Regions from separate parts of the Homo sapiens genome. Here region 1 is linked to region 2. The links are chromatin loops, found by intact Hi-C in ENCODE. Cell type or tissue: IMR-90. All regions are shown on one strand. Links, peaks and the distances in the headings refer to the core of each region. The heading gives the core; the rest is flanking DNA. Region 1 overlaps LOC107984788 (a long non-coding RNA gene). Region 2 has its middle 27 kb from the start of LINC00593.

Evidence for each region. Hi-C counts contacts between places; a loop is a spot of excess contacts. Peaks named below come from ENCODE experiments on the same cell type or tissue, not always from the same donor. Only the 100,000 strongest peaks of a DNase experiment are listed, where the experiment ranks them.
Region 1: a loop joins it to region 2, with 4 times the contacts of the local background. A loop is called at or near these places in 3 of 110 quality-filtered maps.

Annotation. Positions count from the first base shown.
Region 1 is chr15:69,758,474-69,766,251 of GRCh38, forward strand. The region is part of intron 2 of LOC107984788 (a long non-coding RNA gene); the gene reads left to right. Among named protein-coding and RNA genes, the nearest start is that of LINC00593, 73 kb to the right of the region's middle. RefSeq lists an enhancer at 2,460-2,529. In IMR-90, for the core only: a CTCF peak has its summit at 4,416; no DNase peak of the experiment used is centred there; H3K27me3 peaks cover 147 bases.
Region 2 is chr15:69,857,945-69,865,722 of GRCh38, forward strand. No RefSeq gene overlaps it. Among named protein-coding and RNA genes, the nearest start is that of LINC00593, 27 kb to the left of the region's middle. In IMR-90, for the core only: no CTCF peak of the experiment used is centred there; DNase peaks (open chromatin) are centred at 3,937 and 4,777; H3K27ac peaks cover 442 bases.

The sequences.
Region 1 (7,778 bases), core at 3,228-5,727, 100 kb before region 2:
TATATAAACAAATGGGTGTGGCTCTGTGCCAATAAAACTTCACAAAAAACAAGCAGCAGGCTTTGGCTTGTAGGAAGTAGTTTGCCTACTGCTGGGCTAAAGGTTAATGTTTGTGGATTGAGGGTCAGTTCCAGATCACTCCAAGAAGGTGGCTTCAGATGATGAACATGTGGACTTAGGCTGGCATGCTGGGAGTTCTTCAGGAGGGCCTCCAAATGCATCATTCCTCTTGCTTATGCAGAGCTGGACGGGTTAGATCTCAAGCTGGCTTAATTAACTTTCCAGGCCTTCTTCCTTAATGGCAAAGTACAAATTCAGTAGCATTCAGTGGCCCCTTATAACAGACACAGTAAGTATGACAAAGATACAACCCAGCCTACACTACTGGGATGACAGGGAAAAGTCATCCCAGCAGGGTTTAACTAGTGGTTTCCCAAACTTGAACACTCATTGAATCACTCAGGATGCTTGTTAAAAATACAGATTCCTGGACCCCTACTTTAGAATGATTATTTCAAGCTATAGAGATGACCTGGGGATTCTGGACCATTAGCATGTGGACCAGATGATTTTAAAGGAGGGAAACTCAGAGTTAGGCCCCTTTTAGCTGTGACATACAGTGGTTATCAAAAGAGTAAAGGAAGCCTGTCTGCCCTTGCTGGGCTGTGGTGGGACAGAGAATGGTGGTGGTGGGGATCGTTATCTTGTCTGCAAAGACGTGGCAGGATGTGGTTGACCTGAACTTCCTGTGAATCAAGGAACCAGAGAACAGGGGGGAGAGATTCACAGCCCGGCAGTAGGCTCAGCCCACATGCCTAGAGTGTGCTCAGTGGGTACTGGGAAATGAGAGCCTGGCCCCACCTCTTCTCCGTGACCTTGGGCAGGTCACTTCACCTCTCAGAGTGTCAGTTTCCTCATGGATACAAAGGAGATGATGATAGGTCATTTTCAAGGACACCATGAAGAATAAATAAGGTATCATTTATAAAACCTCTGTCTCCTTGATTAGTGGTAGAAAATTCTCTTTCAGTGGAATCAGTGTCCACCTCAAAACATCCAAGGGCCAAGAGTTAGGAGACCTCCTTCATGGGCGGGGTTTTACCAATGACTCAATGCTCCATCTTGGAGTAAGTGAGATCATGTTGCTGGGCCTCACTTCACTTGACTGTAGAATGGGACGTTATGCACCTGCGGTTCCCTGTTTCCTTTTCAAGGATTCTCTTGAAGGTTGGATGAGACTATGGAATGAGAAGTGTCCTGGTGCTGTCAAGGGATATGGCAAAAAAAATGTGCAAGACCATTCTTGTCAGGTGCGGGGAGAGATGTTGCTGACTTTAATAATGTACTTCTTTCCATTTGTTATTTTTACAACAAAGGAAGAAATAAAACAGGACCTCTGAAAGATTCCTTGTCATATATAGCTTTCTCCTATTGAGTTATTTTCATCTGAGTTTATCAATCAATTGAGAAACAGTCACTGGATATCAACGGTGTACCCAGCCCTGTGCTATGTGTAAGATAAGGAGGTTCAGAGGTATGCCGCTAGGTCCCTAACCATGAGAGACCCACAGTCCAGCTTAGGAGATAACAAATATGTGTTATCCAGGTATGTTAACACATGGGAAGTGAAATAGAAGTGCAGTGATGATGCTGATGATGCTGACAGTAATGATGGAAAGGATGAAGATGATGTTAATTATTCTTCATATACACCACAATTGTACAGTTTACAAAGCATGTTTAGGACGATTATCTTATCTGATATTCAAGTCTAGAAAAACCCTGATTTTACTGATGAACAAACTGAGGGTAATAACTTCTCAGAGATCAGATAGGAAGAAAGTAGCTTAGTTGGACTCCAGCTTCTTTCTTTTGGCCCCAAGAGTGCCATTATCCTCAAGACATCATAACTTTCTTCCTTTAAATTGCAACAGAACATTGCAAAATGCACATTATCGTCAGATAGTAACATGAGTAAATTAGCACATGGGAAGTGAATGTTACAAGATCTCAAAGAGCAGGCAGGTCAGGAGACTGTTGACTGCAGTGAACAGAAGAGGCTCAGTGGAGAAAGCTGTAACTGAGTTTAGCCTTGGAAGGCTGCATGGTATTTTTGAGAGGTGGAGATGGGGAGAGGGGTGACATTCTTGGCAACTGGAAATGTATAGGTAAGAAAGGAAGTGAGAAAGTTCAGGGTGTGGCAGGAAATAGCCAGACCCCAGTCTGACCACAGTGGGTTCCATATAGTGGATCTGCTGGGGAAGAGTTGGGGATGTTCTCTTCCAAAGGGCTGGAGTGGTACTCTTTACTTTAGCGTAGGTGGGATATGGCCACCATTTTCTCTTTGATATCCTTATCCCCCTCAATCCCGAGTCCATCCATAATCAAATGAAGCAGTAATCAAATCAAATAACAGTCTGTAGTCCTAGCCCAAAGACAGAGTCTGCCACTTCCGACTTTTTTCTTTAAAAAAAAAAAAAAATGTCAGAATGCTGCTGAAACAGGAACAGCATTGAGGCAACAGCAGCTCTGACTCACAAACAGCACATCAAAGCAGCAACGATAAGAAACTGGCAGTAATTGTGCGTGTGAGCAGTGTTTTCCTGATGCTCTTTGAGGCTTGGGGGCCCCTCTGGGCAGCCTGATTGTGGAAAGAAGCATGTGGTTTTCAAAAATTGGGTGACTCACCACACAGGCAGTGTTCAGAAACAAAAACAAAGTCCTGTCTGCTTTGGTTCTCAGAGCCCAGGGCTTTGGGTCACTGCACATTTCAGGACATCAGTGAGCTGAGATTCATCTATTCATTCATCCAACCATCCATACATTTGACCATCCATTTATGCATCCATCCATCCATCCATCCATCCATCCATCCATCCATCCATGCATCTGTCCGTCCACCCACCCATCCAGGCATGCATGCATGCAGGCATCCATCCATCCATCCATCCATCCATCCATCCATCCATCCATCCATCCGTCCGTCCATTCATCCATTCATCCTTCTATCTATGTATGCATCTTTCCATTCATCCATGCATCTATCCACCCATCCGTCCAACCATTCATCTATTTGTTCCACAGATACTATGAGCACATATTTGGTATAGGCCCTGTGCTAGGCACAGAAGATGTAGTGGTGACCAAGATAGACTCTGAACTCAGTCCCTACCTTCATGGGTCTTATAGTCTATTGACAGAGAGAAGTATTGACCAAATAATTACATTGGCAATTAAATCACTACTGTGAAAAGCGCTGTGAAGGGAAATACTGAGGTGTGTAATAGGAGAAAGTGACCTAGTCTGGGAAGATGGTCAATGAAAGCAGGAACTTACGCTAAAAGATAGATAAGATTGATAACTCTACAATCAGCCTTTCAGCACCACCTCCTCCACCATTAGGGATAATAAAGAGGTAAAATTCAACATTTTTCAATCTCTCTGTCTTCATACAAACACCATGAGGAGTTAATGACACAATCATGCTTTTTTTGAGTCTCAGAGACCTGGGTTCAAATCCCATATTCTGAACTTACTACTGCTGTGACTTTGAATAAATTACTTAACCTTTCTGATTCTCAGTGTCTTCCACCATAAAGTGAGGATAATTATAATGGCCTTCAAAAGATAGTTTAGAATATAGGTTGAAATAATTTCTGTCAACTTCCTAGCCTATAGTAGATCCTTAATAACTGTGGCCAGGTTCTTAATCTGCTGTCACTGGTACGCAATTGTATGCATATCTCATGTGAGTTTGTTCTCCAGGGATGATCAGAGCACCATGCCTATTGTCTGAAGTGGCCGGCTGAGTTCTAGAACATAGCCATCTTTAATGCGAGTCTGAATTAGATGATCTCTAAAGTTCCTTACTATCCCAGCTTCTAGAATCCCAAAAATTCTTCATGAAAAAAAGCAAAACCATAGGCCAGGAGTAAGATGCCATGGAATCTCTTTTGCCCCTCTGAGCCTCAGTTTCCCTGTATCTCCAATGGTAGAGTTGGAACTAAGAGTATTTGTGGTCTGACAGTCTGGGATTTTGTGATCTGCAGGAGGCAAGAGGTCCTCGGCAGAGCTGGTGCCTGATCAAATCACGACATCCATAGAGTTTTACTTCTGCCCCTGTCCTTCCCCTGCTCTTTCTGCCAGCTGGCTCCAGGTGCCAGGGCTCTCACCTGCCCAGGTTCCTTCAGACAGAGCATGAAACAGCATCAACCAACAGCTTAGTTTATTCACACTGTGATCCATGAGCCTTAATATGTTTTCCCCCTTCAGAAAAATATACCTTTGGAAAGATGAACCTGGAGAGGATAATGCTTGACTCTCCTAGGTCTATCAATAATGGAGGAACTCCAGGCCTTGTAGGAGAAATGTACGGCTTCATCTCATTTCACACTCAAGGGGGAGCTCTTTATTCTGTGTATGGTCAGGATGTCCTTGCTGGGGATGGGAGCAGATCGGGAGGGAGGGGCTTGAGGTTGGAGCGGACAGGTGTTGAAGGATATCCTTCCTTGTGAAGCTCTTTTGGATGAGAGAGAGAGCAGTGCTGGTTGAGGTTCATGTCTCTCTGTTTCATGGTCTGGCTCCCAGGGACCAGCCAGTGTGGACCAGGACCCGGGGCATCTTGTCCTACATTTCCTCTCAGCCTGAGCCCTCCACAAGAGTTCTCTGGACAAGCCTTGCTTATGAGTGCCCCTGAGAGCTTCCTTTGGTGTGGCCAATGTCCCTTCTACAACCTTATTAGAGCGATGCATGGAGCAGAGTTAAATAAACAGAAATCTCTTAAGCATTTGACTACAGACTCAACTTCCCTTGTCAAATAGCCTGGGCTTTATCATTTTGGTTATTTTGGGAGTGAGGTGGGGTGGGTAGTCTTTCTTGTTTTTAGGAAATGGTATATAGAAGGCATATACAGAAGTGGTATGCAAATTCCACATCCCCTGCCCATGCAGAGGTTAGAAATTGAGCCCATCACTACTAATATTAATTTCCTATAGCCCCAGGCTTATGAGAGATTTTTTAGGAAAATGAGAAGAGAAGCCATGGACCACAATCCCGAGGAGATACATCAGGGAGTTGGAAGAACACATTAGTTGTCCCTAAGTTTGATGGGGCCCAGCCGGGCTGTCCATTCTGCTGAAGTGGCATGGCTTTTCCTGATTTCTCTCACCTGATAATTAGTTGTGACTGGTTAAGCAGCTGGTTAGGACAACTTCAGCCTTTAGCTCTTTGAGATATCCAAGGATAATATTATTTCTAATGTTCTCCTTCTTCCTACTGGCATTAGGTGATAGTGAGGTAACTTGGTTATCTGTTGCTAGTTAGGAATCAGAGCAAGAATTTAGGAAGGAAGTATATGTGCCTTCAAAGCAGCATCAGCATCTTTTGTAGATCTTCCCAACTTGAAATCTAATAAGCTCCAAATCTCGAACTGTTTCCCATTTATAATTTTTTTTTCTCAATAGCTGGCTTTGGAGGCTGGAGTCAGGCTGGGGTTAGCTACGGAGCAGTTGGAGAGAGAAGGCTCTGAAGCAAACTAGAGGGGAAAACATGCCAGGTGGTCAGTACCAGAGTGAGGAGGGAGAGCTGCCAAGACCTGGGAGATGGCTCCAGCAGGCAGTGAGCTGAGGCAGAGCTGGAGGCAGATTGGGCACAGCCCAGAGTGTCTGAGGGGGCACCAGTACCAGGGAAGGGGATTTTTGGGCTCCGGACTCTGCCCAGCCCTCCTGCCCATATTCTTCCCTGGTGCCCCTGGGGCTTCTCCCACTTTCATTCCATTGCTGCTTGTAAGAAGACAGATGTTGATGATCTTCATGTCTCTGGGGCTGTCAGTTCCCCTGGCCTAAGCCAGCTGTTCCATTGCAGAGCCGAGGCCCCAAAGGGTCTTTTACCCGCCATTCTCGCTGATTTGTTTAAAGTGTCCTTCTTATTAATTTTTAAAACTGTTGTAAAAGTTTTGAGGCCTGGCATGGTGACTCATGCCTGTAATCCCAGCACTTTGCAAGGCCAAGGTGGGAAGATCGCTTGAAGCCAGGAGTTCGAGACCAGCTCCACCATGAGTCAGAGACCAGCCTGGCCAGGAGTCAGAGACATAGAGAGACCCCCGTCTCTACAAAAAAATGTAAGAACTTAACCAGGCGTGGTGGTGCACACCTGTAGTCCCAGCTACTTGGGAGGCTGAGGCGGAAGGATCAGTTGAACCCAGGAGTTTGAGGTTGTAGTGAGCTATGATTGCACCGCTGCACTCCAGCCTGGGTGACAAAGCAAGACTCTATCTCTCAATAAATAAACAAATAAAAGAAAAAATAAAACGAAAGTTTTAATTTATTTTTTGAGTCACATGTGTTGAACTTATTTATTCAGTGAAATTTAACCTTTCAGAGTGTACAATGCATTCAGTTTTGACAATGTGTAGTATCCTATAACCACTTATAACAGAGAACATTTACAGGATCCCCCAAAGTTCTCTCCTGTCCCTTTAGAGCCAGCCCCCTCCCCAGCTCTCTAGTTCCTGCCACCACTAATGTGATCGTTGTCACTATCATTTTGCCTTACCTAGAATATCTTGTAAATGAAATCATTCAGTATGCAGCCTTTGAGTCTGGCTTCTTTCACTTAGCATAATGCTTTTGAGGCTCATCCATGTTGCCTGGGAAAGAATAAGACATCCAGTCAATCCCACTTCAAAATCATGAAATGGCAGAGTGGTGGTGCCCTGAATTAAAGGATGCTGGTCAAATAACACCTACCTGCTATAAGAACATTCTAGACTACAATGCTATGAATGATAGAATAAAGGGTTGTTTCCAGTTTTCAAGTGTAGGGTTGGGTATGATTAACTTCTTTGTTAATCCCTTAAGATTTAGGGATAACTTCATAGAAATAGGTCTTCCCTCAATCTAATTTTTAGTCTTTTGGTTTTGTTATTTATTTATTTAGAGACAGGGTCTCACTTTGTCTCCAGGCTGGAATGTAGTGGCACAATCTCCACTCACTGCAGCCTTGAACTCCATGGCCCAAGGGATCCTCCCATCTCAGCGTCCCCAAGTAGCTGGGACTATAGGCATGCACCACCATGCCTGGCTAATTTTCGTATTTTTTGTAGAGAGGGGGATTTCACCATGTTACCCAGGTTGATCTTGAACTCCTGAGTTCAAGCAATCCTCTCAGCTTGACCTCCCAAAGTGCTGGGATTACAGGCATGACCCACCGTGCCCGGCCCTGGTTTTGTTTTAATTCAACAAGTAATACAAATTTATTTAGAATAATTAGAAAGGGAAAAATCACCAATAACTCCATTATCCCAAGATATCACCACTATTGACATTTTTGAGTTCTAGGTTTTTCTTTTTCTGTTTGTATACATGTGTTTGTATGTTTTATATACATATATATGTGTGTGTGTTTATATACGTATTTCTTTCAGCTTTTTTACTGTGGTAATATACACATAACATTCTGACCATTGTTAAGCGTACCATTCAGTGGTATTAAATACATTGATGCTGTTGTGCAGCCATCACCATCATCTATCTCCAGAACTCTTTTCATCTTGCAAAACTGAAACTCTGTATCCATTAAACATTACCTCCCCGCAGCACCTGAAAACCACCATTCTACTTTCTGTCTCTATGATTTTGACTACCCTAAGTACGTCCTATAAGTGAAATGATGTAGTATTGGTATTTTAGTGAGTGGCTTATTTCACTTAGCATTATTTCCTTGAGGTTCATCCATTTGTTGCATGTATCAGACTTTCCTTGTTTAAAGGCTGAATATTA
Region 2 (7,778 bases), core at 3,394-5,893:
CCCGAGCCAGGGCGGTCGATACTGACAGAGGGAAGCCTCTGCTGCCTGTGGGGGTGCTCAGGCAGACATACTAGGCCCTTGCCCCCAGGGGCTTATCCCAAGGGGTTGGTCACCCCATGTCCATTAGAAGTGCAGATCAGGAAAGGAGGGTCTCTGAAGGCCATCACTCAGGTGTCAGGGAATGAAGGCAGCCAGAGCGGCAGTGAAGGACACACAGCATGCTGCCCAGGAGCAGTCCTTGAGTTGCAAACCACAGAACAGCTTGGGACTGGATGAGGCAGGGTCCTTGCTGGAGAGATGGCAGGAAACTCACAGGAGGGCCCGTGGCTGAGAACCAATCTGAGAAACAGAATGAGAGCCAAGCCAGGCTGGTCCTGGAGCTCCTGGCTAGGGAAGCTGTGGAGAAGGATGTTCTTGGACCTGCCCCTACACTCCTGCTTCTCACTGGGCTCCAGTGGCAAAGCCCTGGGAGGGGTGGGAGCTGGGCTCAGCTTGGGGCCTGGGCCTGCCCCTAGCTGGGGTGAGCAGCCCCTCCCTCGAGAGCCCCTCCGAGCCTGCACCAGAGGGAGAGCCTGGGGGCATCGGGCAAGGAGGGTGTTCTCTGGGCAGCGAGGAGATCAGCATGGGCAGGACTCAGGCAGGGCCTCTTGCTGGGGGCTTGGCCTCTTGCTGGGCACTTGGTGTCTTGAGACGGGCTCCAAATGGTAAAAAGCATAAGCACCTCCTCCTTTATGGTTTTATGAGCAAATGTGTGATTTCCCCCACTGTTGTTTTGGAGACTGTTGAAAGCCTGCTTCCATGTAACCCAACACAGCCAGCTTTTCACTACTTTACCCCTCTCCAAGTCTTTTTTCACCTTCTCTTTCCCCTGGAAAAGTGGAACAAATTAGGCAGGCAGGTGATGGGATTTTATGCACCCAAGTAGGCCAAAATAGAAAAACTATAAAGGCCAAGCAGTCTTCAACTCTAGGTACCCAGAGGATTCCTTTACTATAGAACAGCACCCAGTTAGTTGGTGTGTAGGTGCTCACACCTGTGGTCTCAGCGCTCAGAGGCTCAGGGAGGAGGATCACTTGAGCCCTGGAGTTTGAGGCTGCAGTGAGCTGTGATTGCGCCACTGCACTCAAGTGTGGGTGACAGAGTGAGACCTCATTTCTGTTTTTTAAAATAATATTTTAAAGAAAAAATAAATAGCACCCAGGACTCCCTAATTGCTGCTTGTTAGAACAGGAAAGCTCAACGTTTTAGAATGATTTTCATATGAAATGGTTAATACTTTTAACAATATATAGTTCTTAAATTGAGAACCTTAAATTAGCTGGAAATAAACTTTTTGGAGCCCCTCTTGGATCTCCAGGCCAGCAGGCATTCATTTTTTTTTTTCCTTTTTCTTTCTTTTTTTTTTTTTTTTTTTGAGATGGAGTTTCACTCTTCTTGCCCAGGCTGGAGTGCAGTGGCATGATCTGGGCTCACTGCAACCTGTACCTCCCAGGTTCAAGTGACTCTGCTGCCTCAGCCTCCCAAGTAGCTGGGATTATAGGCACATGTGACCACACCCGGCTAATTTTTGTATTTTTAGTAAAGACGGGGTTTCACCATGTTGGCCAGGCTGGTCTTGAACTCCTGACCTCAAGTGATCTGCTCACCTCCGCCTCCCAAAATGCTGGGATTACAGGCTTGAGCCACCACACCCAGCCTCACATTTACTCTTACCAACACAGACACACAACTGGGGTCTGGGGAGCGGAGATAGAGTCCCCCTTTGTTCTTTCCATCAGGCCAAGAGTTGTCATTGGAAGAGCACCAGACAGGGGGTTGAGTGGGTCTGAAGATTAATATCAGCCCTGTCAGTAAGAGCTGTGGGACACTGGGCAAGTTACTTCAACAAACCCTGGCCAGCCTGAGAGAAGAAGGGGATAGAAAACACTTGGAGTTAGTTCTGAGAATTAAACGAGATCCTATAGGTAAAGCCCCTACCACAAGGCCTGGTGTAGAGAAGGTACCCAGTGAGGTTAATTGAATGGAAAAGTGGGGGAGAAGGAAAAGGGTGGACTGGCGGATCCCCGCATGGTGTAATAGCGTCCCAGATCCTACCGGACCTGCCAGCTGCTGCCTGAAATTCTACCATTAAAGCATCTTCCCTTTAGCCTGAAGCACTGATTCCAATTAAAATGCTAATTATCTCCAAGGGTTCTACTTTTCAATTTTTTTTTTTTTTTTTTGCTAGTTTTTATCATTGACCCAGAGTGTGAATGAGGGATCTGAGAGCTGCTCTTCATGAACAGAGGTTGGAGAGGACAGCCTATTCCTCCAACAAGCCAATTTCTGCAGCCCCATGGCCATCGTTTCCCATCTGGTCCCTACCTTGGTTGGGGTGCCCTTCTCACGAGCACCTGCATCCTCCACACCCACTCCAGCTGCTGTGCCTTTGGGCTTGTCTTTCCTTCTGCCTGGAGCGCCCTCCTTGCTCCTCTCCGGCCCACCCTCCAAGGCCCAGCTCAAATCCCACCTCCAGCTCACGGCTCTTTCACTTTCCTCTCCTCCAGGATATCATCACCCCCATCTGCTTTAGCCGTTAATGAAGGATGACAGTGTGCAGTGCGATGGTGATTCTGAGAAAGGCTTGTGTGTGGATAGCAGCTCCAGTTCCCAGAGGTCTTCCATAGGCAGTATAGATCACGAGGCCAGTGTCATGGGAGAGAACATGGTTCTTGGAGCTGGGCAAACTGCTCACATCCCAATTCCACCACCATGGGACCACATGCATTCATCAACACCTCCAAGACCCGGTCTCCTCCTCTATAGGATGGAGAATCAGCATGAGGAACAATGTAAGAATGTAGATAAAAGGCCTGATATTTAATAGGGTCCCAGAATACCAGCTGCATCTTCTTTCTCATGATAGATGATAACACTCAGCCTGAGCATTATTATCCCCATTGGACGATAGATAAACTGAGGCCCATGAAGGTAAAGAGACTTGTCCAAGGTCACATGGCAGCCTGGTGCCCCAGCCAGCGCCTCCCTGGCTCCTGCTCTCTGAAGTGGAGCTGTCTGGGTCGATTCGGCCAGCTGGGGGGTGCAGGAGGATGTGAGGTGACCAGAAATAAGAGGCAGCTGGAGGGTACAAATCAGCAGCCCGGAGAAGCCTCTGCTCTGGGGATTAATTAAACAGAGGCTTTCATGTCATCTCTCTAACAAGGTTCTCCGTCTCCCACGGTTTTGCTGGAGTGGAGTTAATCTCGGTTTCTCTCTGCACTTCAGCTGTTGATGCTGAGGCGATTATGAAGTGAGCAGCTGTCACCTCAGAGGGGAGGGAGCATGGGGCAGAATCGGGTCAGCACTGTAAGGGTCTGTGCTCCTTTTTTACAGGTGGGGAAACTGAGGCTGGAAGGGACTGGCCAGAGGTTTCTTTGCAAAGAGCTCCCCATGCCCACTAGCCAGGAACTGACTTGGGCAGGTGAAAGTCCAGGAGAGAAAGTGAAGACGGCATGGAAGCCTGTGTTCATTCCTATGGTCATTCTCAAACATTTACCCTGGGGCCCAACTCCCTACTAGGCCTGGGAGCCCAGGGGGAATGCAGGAAGGCTTTCTTGAGCAAGTGTTGCTTCTTGCTGAGTCTTGGAGGACAAGTAGCATGTTAGCTAGAGATTTACATTCTGGACACTAGAGACATTTGGGGCTGAATAATCCTTTGCTGTGAGGACTGCCCTGCACGTTGTAGGATGTTTAGCAGCATTCCTGGCCTCTGCCCTCTGGACACCAGCAGCACCACCATCCTTCCGCCCCCTACCAGTCGTGACAACCATAAACATCTCCAGACATTACCAAATGTCCCATGGAGAACACAGTCACCTCTCATTGAGAACCCCTAGATAAATTAAGGAGGGGCATTCCAGACAGGGGAAATCCCGTGAGACACAGGAGAAGGTTTGACACTGTTGGGGAATCACAAGGTTTGTCCAATGTGAGTGAGACATTCCTTCCAGGCTGTGGGGGTGGGCGGAGAGGCGGTTGCAGACATCCTCAGGGATATCTAATGAAAGGCATTGTGTGCTCAGCTCAGGCTCCTGTAAACCGTTCTGGAAGTTACTGTTCTCTTAATCTGACCTCTTCAGCTGACAGCAGGTTTCTTGTCTTATCCACCTGTGTGTTGAAGCCTCAGCAAATACCCTGGGGGTTGAGCTTCTGCAGGAACTCTGAGACCACATTGTCTCTGTGGGGGCTGCACACACAGCTGGCAGTTGCGCCTTCACCTTTAGAATAATCACAGGCATCCAGATCACACCGTGTCCCTTTCCTGACTCAGTTGACATAAACTTAAAGTTGATTTGTTTAAGTGATGACACAAGAAAGAATGTGGGCTAGAAGAGGGGAAGGGTGCAAAGGCATTTTACGACCATCCAGGCATGAGGAAGCTGATTAATTCCCACTTAATGAGTATATTAGATTCCCTCTTCAATCAAAACATCTATTAGAAAAGTCACCTATACCAGATGGATCAAGGAAACAGATGTTTTCAAACCTTGACCAAAGATTAGCCAATGGAGTCTTTTAATTGATGCCTGCCTAAGTGCATGTAAGATAATATTCACTTTAGGAGGACCAGTTTGTCCACAATGTGTTCAGCCAAAGACATTGCATGAAGCGAGTCACCCCATGTTAGTCTGTACCTAATTCCCAACCCAAATACACTTGACTATTTTGGTCTAGACCACACTTGATCATCACAAACAGCCACCAAATCCCTCTCCTCTCCTATTTACGGATGGAAACAGCTGCTGTATTTGCATGCCCTGCTCCTTAATATAAACACAACTCTGATTTCCTAACTTTCTTTGGGGAATTCCTCCTGGGCGTCCATGTTTATTTATGAAGCTGGTGTGGAAATACAGCAGGCACCATTGTACTTTCTGGGGGTTTAGTTGAGGTCAGCGGTGGAGTGATAGCATTACTTGGATGAAGGAGTAGAGCACCCCAATGCCAGTGGGCCACCCCCGTCTCCTAGGCATCAAAGCCCCATCCCCCAGGCCAGGATCAGATTTTCCTTGAAAAGGATCTTCGTGCCATGGATTATCTTATCTTTCGGTTGCTTCATTTTGCTTTGCCTGCCAGGCAGCTCAGAGGTTAATCAGATCTTATCTCAGGCTCCCAAACAGTTCTTTCTCCCAATTCTCTAAATGGCTTGAGAAACCTCTTTGGTTTATTTCTTTCTCTTTTTGGCTACTTTATATATGTATTACTATTGTAAACTCCCTTAAATACATTCAGGAAGTAGATGGGGTATAAGTCACGAACAAATAAACCTCAAATGCACTAAACATTTCCTCCCACCTCCATGAAAATGTAGCTATTTTTTGTCTTTTTTGCTGGAGGATTCCTCCTGTATTAGAGAGCTGATAAAAATGGTGAGATGGAGTGTTAGCCCTGGAACGGACCATTTCTTCTAGGAAAAAGGAAGAAATTCGCATTATGAACTGCCCAAAGTCATTTGCCTGTATTTTCAACACAGAGAGGAGAACACCAAGGTCCAGAAAAAAAGAGAAATGTTTTTTTCTCAAGCCAAGACTAGAGCCCGTGTCTCCCAGCAGCTCCCAGCCTGGGGCTCCATGCATCACTGCCCTGCTGTATCTGTGGGGCTGATGAGGCACTGCCAGTCAGTGAGTTAACAGAGACCTACTCAAGCCAGTTTCTTGTTCCTACAGGGAAGTTCTACTGGTGGGAATGTCAAAGGGAAATCAGAGATTTTAGCAACCCAGTTCACTGTTTAGGTTCTGAGCACATGGGAGGACCTCAGCTGTGGTATTCAGACAGCTTGTTGTCAGCCTGTGTTACAAAGCCTTGTGTTGCAATGTGACAGAACAGGTTGGGAGCAAATAGGCCCGGGCTTTTAACCCAGAAGGAGAGGGCAGCAGCTTCTAAAATTTAGGTAAGGTTAAGAGTCAACCCCAAAAAGGACAATTCTGGCTTCTCAGATTGGGACATCTGGGCCTACCTTCTGTACGATGCTTGGATTTCCTATAGTAATTTGACCATGTGTTTGCCCAGCCTCACCTTGACCATCTCCAGGGACAGAGAATTCATTACCTACATGGGGTTTGAGCCAGCTGAAACAGAGAAGAACAGGCAGGTGGCGGATGTCCTGACTCCCAGGGTCCTGGGTCCCCCAGGTCAAAGAGATGTAGTGAGAGAGCATTTGGGTGGTGTATATTTCTAGAACAAAGGGAGCTCCCCAGCTGTCTTCTGGGACCCTGCATATACCATGGGTACTGGCCTGAGCTGGTCCCCCTTATTAAGGCAGCCATGGGTCCTTGGATCACCTCCCTCAGGAGTCCACTGTGCAGTGCCTGGCCTGCCTTAAGAGATGAGAGTGGGATGCTGAGGGCTGTAGCCAGGAAGAGCCAAAATAAAGGCTGGAAAATAAAGCTGCTTTTTATCCTAGACATCTTCTCTGTGAGAGGGAGATCGGGAATTAGGTTTGGGAGGGGTGAGGTACAGGGTTCTGATTTGTAGTTTTTGATGATTCCCATGGTGTATTAGTCTGTTCTCATGCTGCTGAGAGACATACCCAAGACTGGGAAATTTACAAAAGAAAGAGGTTTAATTGGACTCATAGTTCCACATGGCTAGGGAGGCCCCACAATCATGGCAGAAGGCAAGGAGGAGCAAGTCACATCTTACATTGATGTCAGCAGGCAAAAAGAGAGAGCTTGTGCAGGGAAACTCCCGTTTTTAAAACCATCAGATCTCGTGAGACTCGTTCTCTATGACGAGAACAATGCAGAAAAGACCTGCCCCCATAATTCAATCACCTCCCACCAGGTTCCTCCCACAACATGTGAGATTTGGGTGGGGACACAGTCAAACCATATCACATGGTGTAAATAATCCCACCAGGGTCAATTTCCAGCTGCCCATGTGAGGCCGCTACTGCAGAACTGGAAAGAGAGACTAACAATCATCTTCCTAACAGGTCCCAGCTGGCCCCAGCACATCACTGGCTGAATCCATGGTCTGGTCTTAGTCACTGCTCTGATTCTAACCTGCCCTATACATTCTGGCTTGGTTTCCACATCTACACAACAGAAGTAAGAACAGCTGTCTTCACATGCCCCACAGAGGTCATCAGGTAGTTTTTGGAGAAGTCTTAGAAAATAATAAAAGTTTTACATTATCATCAAGTTTGATCTTCTGAGGCAAAATAAAGAAAATGCACAAGAGTATAGCTATCAAGATGGAACAAAGAGAGAGGCCTGAGTTTTGAATCCAAAACCCCAGCCTTGAGTCCAAGTGGTTACCTGTGAAACCTTGGGCCCTAGCTTCCCCACCTGTGAAATGTGTGTCCCACTTCACACTGTGGCAACCTCCAGGGGTATTGTGAAACCCAGGGGGATTAAAGAAAAAATATACATTTTCAAGAGCCCATGTATGGGAGAAGGAGACGATTGTATCATTAAGACAGATGTAACAAAAAAGAGGGCCAGCCCAATCATCAAAGGGACAATTTATGCTCCAGAAAATGAATCCCTAATTATTCCTTTCAGTTCTAAAGAGACAGGGGCCCAGAAGAGAAGCCGGCAGCTCATCCTTCACATGACTGTTTAAGCCTGGACCAGGAAGAGGAACAACTGTACATACACACGGGCAAGAGTTTGAATATCTAATTTGATGGGGCATATAAATTGGCAGTTATTCAAATGAGAACATTTGCATATATAGGGCTTAAGGCTACATAATTCCTTAATATTTTTTTCCATGATGCAGAGTAAGGACTTTAA